Regions from separate parts of the Homo sapiens genome. Here region 2 is linked to region 1. Evidence: chromatin loops called from intact Hi-C (ENCODE). Cell type or tissue: psoas muscle. All regions are shown on one strand. Each heading gives the region's core, and the rest is flanking DNA. Links, peaks and the distances in the headings are about the cores only.

Evidence for each region. Hi-C counts contacts between places; a loop is a spot of excess contacts. Peaks named below come from ENCODE experiments on the same cell type or tissue, not always from the same donor. Only the 100,000 strongest peaks of a DNase experiment are listed, where the experiment ranks them.
Region 2: it touches region 1 in a loop (4-fold over the local background); 7 of 110 quality-filtered maps call a loop at or near these places.

The regions. Positions count from the first base shown.
Region 1 is chr21:44,792,055-44,794,857 of GRCh38, reverse strand. All of the region lies in intron 1 of UBE2G2 (ubiquitin conjugating enzyme E2 G2), which reads left to right. Among named protein-coding and RNA genes, the nearest start is that of UBE2G2, 8.4 kb to the left of the region's middle. RefSeq lists an enhancer at 1,561-1,650. In psoas muscle, for the core only: a CTCF peak has its summit at 1,350 (motif pointing right); a DNase peak (open chromatin) is centred at 1,417; H3K27ac peaks cover 793 bases.
Region 2 is chr21:44,621,184-44,623,986 of GRCh38, reverse strand. All of the region lies in intron 1 of TSPEAR (thrombospondin type laminin G domain and EAR repeats), which reads left to right. Among named protein-coding and RNA genes, the nearest start is that of KRTAP10-9, 4.5 kb to the left of the region's middle. In psoas muscle, for the core only: no CTCF peak of the experiment used is centred there; no DNase peak of the experiment used is centred there.

The DNA of each region.
Region 1 (2,803 bases), core at 262-2,761:
TGATTTTCTTAAGTTTTAGTTCTTTGGCTGGGCGCAGTGGCTCACGCCTGTAATCCCAGCACTTTGTGGGCTGAGGTGGGCGGATCACGAGGTCAGGAGATGGAGACCATCCGGGCTAACACGGTGAAACCCCCTCTCTACTAAAAATACAAAAAATTAGCTGGGCATGGTGGCGGACCCCTGTAGTCCCAGCTACTCAGGAGGCTGAGGCAGGAGAATGGCGTGAACTTGGGAGGTGGAGCTTGCAGTGAGCCGAGATCACGCCACTGCACTCCAGCCTGGGTGACAGAGCGAGACTCCGTCTCAAAAAAAAAAAAAAACAAAAAAAGAAGGGTTTTTATTATTTCGATGAAATTCAATTATTGACTTTTAAAATATTTCTTGCTATTGTGTTATATTTAAGAAATAACTGCCAAACATCAGGTGGCAGTAGGATTTTCTCCTATGATTTCTTCTAGATGTTTTATAGTTTCAGCTCTTGTATTTAGGTTTGGGATCCATATCAAAGTTTTCCATATGGTATGAGATAAAGGCCAAGGTTTATTTGTAAATTATTTGTAAATGGCAGTGCAGTTGTTTCAGCACTGTGTTTGCTAGGGCTGCTCTACCACACAGGCTGGGCACGGCTTAAACAACAGAAATGTATTTCCTCATAGTCCTGGAGGCTGGAAGTCCAAGATCAAGGATAGGGCAGGGCTGGTTTCTTCTGAGGCTCTGTCCTCTATGCCTGTGTCCTCATCTCTTCTTAAAAGGATATTAGTCAGATTGGATTAAGGTCCACCCTAATGACCACATTAATTTTAATTACCTCTTAAAGGCCCTAGTCACACACTTTTCTCCACCTTCTTTTTTTTCATGTAATATGTCCTGAAGTTTGTTCTGTACTAGCATGTAGAGGTATTTATAGCTGCAAAGTACCCCACTGGTATATGTATCATAATTTGACTGGTCCTCTGTTGATAGACACTCAAGTTCTTTTTAATTTCTTTTTGTTTTTACAAATAGTCCTGAAATGAATAGCCTGTGTATACATTTTTTATCTTCACCAATGTTATCTGTGGGATGGATTCCTAGAAATGGAATTGCTGGGTCAAAGGTTATATTTCACTTTGTGTGGTAGCTATTTGTTAAGCCACTATTTTAAGTGGCAAGGAATGGCCTCTGAAAATTTCCCTGATACCAAGATTCGTCTCTTTTTTTGAACTTGTTTCTTATCAGTAAACATGAAACTGTATATTATTTTGTGTACGCGTGTATATGCTTTGGAAGCAAAAAACAAAATGGAAAAAATAAGTGCCCTGAACCATTCCCTCCAGCCTCTGAACTCATTTGCTGCACTTCTTTATTGACCAGTAGAGGCCACTGTTGAATAACAAAGCTGGCGGGAAGGCCAGCGCACACCCGGGCAGGTCTCTGTGCTGAGCCTGCATTGCCAGGAGCAGGTCTGGAGCTGCAGTTTTTAGACCACCCTTTCCCCTCCCTAAGGGAGGGTGTCACGCAGGGGAGTGCCAAAGGGGAACTCCAGATGAAGAATAAAGCCAGCTCTCTTTGGTACGAGCTCTTCTTCATGGTCCCACGAAGGTGATTTGTAAAGCTTTTGTGTGTTCTGCTGCCAGGCCTCTACTTAGTTGCCCACTGACATTGTGTTTCTCCCGCACCCCACCTGCTTAGCAGTTTACAGTCTATCTGCCGTAATCTGTTATTTTTTTCTTATAATTAGGCGGTTTGGCTTGAGACACAAGAATGGGACTAGATTTTAGATGACTGGGTGTAGGAAGCCTAGCAAATTAGGTTCTGTGGTTATTTCTCCTGATCTACTCCACATGAAGAGACACAAAGGGAGAACATCAGGGTGTGGCTTGTGAAATCCAAGGTCTTAGTCGGCTTGGTACTTGACCTCATTCACATTCAGTTCCCACCCACCCCTGAAATGTTTAATGCACTTGGCCCTTGGGGCCAGCACTTGCCTTTGGCCTGCCTTGCTGGCCCCTCCTTGCCACTCTGCCTTCTCTCACTGCTGGGTGTCAGCACACCCTTGTGACAGCACTTAGGTCTCTTCAGGACCTCTGTTTCCTGGATCAGGGCTTCTCAGCAGGTGTTAGTGGTATTTTGAGTGAAATAATTTTTCCTTGGGTAGGCCTTGTTCTACCCAAGGTTGTGGGTTCATTAAACGGTTAATCGGTACATTAGTCCGTTCTTATACTGCCATAAAGATACTACCTGAGACTGGGTAATTATAAAGGAAAGAGGTTTAGTTGACTCACAGTTCTGCATAACTGACGAGGCCTCAGGAAACTTATAGTCATGGCAGAAAGGGAAACAGACCTCTTCTCAAGGCGGTAGGAGAGAGAAGAGCAAGCCAAGGAAGAACTTGCCACACACTTATAGAACCATCATGTCTCCTGAGAACTCGCTATCACGAGAACAGCATGAGGGAAACTGCCCCCATGATCCAGTCACCTCCTACCAGGTTCCTCGCTCAACACTTTGGGGATTACAAGTCAAGGTGAGATTCGGGTAGGGACACAAAGCCAAACCATGTCATTTCTCCCCCTACCCCTCCCAAATCTCATGTTCCTTTCAAAACCATTCCATTTCAAAACAAATCATGCCTTCCCAGCAAGGCCCCCAAAGTCTTAACTCATTTCGTCATTAACTCAAAAGTCCAAGTCCAAAGTCTCATCTCTGACAAGGTAAGTCCCCTCTGCCTAGCAGCCTGTAAAATCAAAAGCAAGTTAGTTACTTTCAAGATACAATGGAAATACAGGCATTGGATAAATACTCCCATTACCAATGGAAGAAA
Region 2 (2,803 bases), core at 261-2,760, 170 kb after region 1:
TGAAGGTTTAATAGACAAGAAGTTTAAAGTGATGAAAAACATTAACCCATAGATGCAAAAAGCATTTAAGAATGTTTAGCAAGGTGAATACAAAGGAAACCATGCCTGTGCATATTGGGGCTGAAATCCAAAGACAGAGAAAAATTTAAAAACAGCCAAGGGAAAAAAAAAGAAATATTACCTTTAAAGAAGCAACAATAGCATTTACAGATGACTTCTCAGTAGAAATGATGGCAGCCAGAGGATGATGGAATGATATATTTACTGTCTGAAAGAAAAGAAGCACCAAGCTAGAATTCTACACCTGGGAAGAAGATCCTCAAAAATGAGGACAGGAAAATGATGTTCTCTGGATGCTGAGAGGTTGTGTCACCAGTAGGATCTGCACTACAGAAAATAAAAAGATAATTAGGCAGAATGAAAATGATCACAGATGGAAGCAAGAAGTCGAAAAGGAAATGAAGTGTAACAAAAGGAGGACAACATGGGGAAATCTAAATGAATATTTACTGTATAAGATGTCTTAGAAGTTGTAAAATATTTATAGAAATGAAATACATGGCAAGAAGATCACAAAATTCAGGAGGGGGCTACATGAAGTTAAAGCAGTCTTAGTACACTATACTATCTGGGAAATAATATAAGATCTAATTTACATTAGACTTTAAAAAGTCATAGATTCATGTTGTAATCTCCACTAGAGTAATGAAAGAATATACAACTCAGGAGGAAGTAGATGAGTGTAGTGGGTTGAATCTTGCCTCCCCAAAAGTCATATCCACCCAGAACCTCACTGTGTTAAGCTGGTCTCGCATTGCTATAAAGAAATATTTGAGACTGGGTAATTTATAAGACGAAAGTTTAGTTGGCTCATGGTTCTGCAGGTTGTACAGGAAACATGGCGCTGGCATCTGCTCAGCTTCTGGGGAGGCCTCAGGGGGCTTTGCTCATGGTGGAAGGTGAAGGGGGAGTGGGCATGTCACATGGCAAAAGAGTAGCAAGAGAAAGAGAGTGGGGGATGGGAGGTGCTACACGCTTAACCAGATCTTGCCAGAACTCCCTCACTATCACAAGGACAGCACTACTAAGTCATGAGAGATCCGCTCCCATGAGTCAAATAGCTCCCCCAAGGCCCCACCTCCAACAGTGGAGATCACATTTCAACATGAGATTTGGCAGGGCCATACAACCAAACCATGTCACTCACAATGTGACCTTACATAGAAATAGGGTCTTTGTAGATGAAATTAGTTAAAATGAGGTCATACCGGGTTATAGTGAACCTTAAATCCAATGACTAATGTCTTTATCAGAGAAAGGAGAAGGAAGTTCAAACACACACACAAAGGGAAGACGGCGTATGACAGCCAAGGCAAAGATTGTCATGAGGCAGCTATAAGCCAAGGGACGCCAAGGTTTGCTGGGAGCACCAGAAACTAGAAGCAGCAAGGACAGAGTCTCCCTTGGAGCTAAGAGAAAGCATGGCCCTGTGGATATCTTCATTTCAGGTGCCTGGCCCTAAGAACTGCGAGATAATAAATTTCCACTCTTATAAGTCACTTTTTTGGTGACATTTGATGTGGCAGCCCAAGGAACTAATACAGTGAGGGGAAGATGGGGGCATAAAAAATCTCAAAACACTAGATCCAAAAGCAGTAAAGCAAGGAGATAAAAGGGAGTAGATTCCTTGCGTAAGCAAAAACCAAAATGAGATGGGAGGTTTAAGCTCAAACGTATCAGCAAAGCCCCACATTCTTGCCAGTCCTGCACAGCAGATGTGTTGTTACTTTAGTCAACACAGCTATACAGAGAGAGTCCTTTGGGGTTTAAGTTTGTATTGCCCTGATGACTCATGATGTGGAGCATGTTTTCATGTATTTATTTGCCATCTGTACCTGCTCTTTAGGGAAGGGTCTATTTAAGTCTTATGTTATATGGCAAAATACTAAGCACCATGGGGTTCCATGCATATAACATTTTGGAAAAGGTAATTGTAAAGGGACCAAAAAAAATGTCAGTGGCTGCCAGGGACTAGGATGGGGATGTGGAATGACTACAAATGGCCATGAGGGAAATGTATGGGATGATGAGAGGAGTCTATGTATTGATTGCGTTGGTGGAGACACAACTGTCTATATTTGTCAAGACACCGAATCCACACAAAAGGAACAAAAATACAAATATCCCATATTGATTAAATAACTTGAATCTAACATCAAAAGCTTTCCTACAGAGCCAACTACAGACCCAAATACTTTCCCTGCTGAATATTCTCAAACAACTGGGAGAGAAATAATACCAGTCTTAAATTTATCAGCTTGTTTTATTAGGCTGCCATAATTTTCCAGACCTTAGGAAGTGGGGCCTGAAGTATTGGCTTCTAGTGAGAGCAACTGAGGAATGATATGTGCTGCCCAGGGGGCCACGTGGATGTTACCTGGGGACATGATGGCCCTACTGGGGAGGGGCCAGCCATAGGCCAGGAAAGGAGCCTGATGAGGAAGCCACTGTCATACAGAAGCTGGAGCAGACTGATCGGCGGGGGCTGGGCCCACAGGACATTATGTAGTGATTAATGTCCATCCATCAATAAGATATATCAATTATAAATATATACATGTTTATCATCAGATCACCAATGTATATGAAACAAAAATGGACAGATTTGAAGAAAGAAATAGACAGTTCCAGTTCTACAGTAAGAGTTTGAGACTTCAATAAGCCATTCTCTCTAATTTAAAAAAGTATAAAATAACAGAACTAAATTTTTATTCAATAAGGAAATAGAGGACTTGAAAAATGA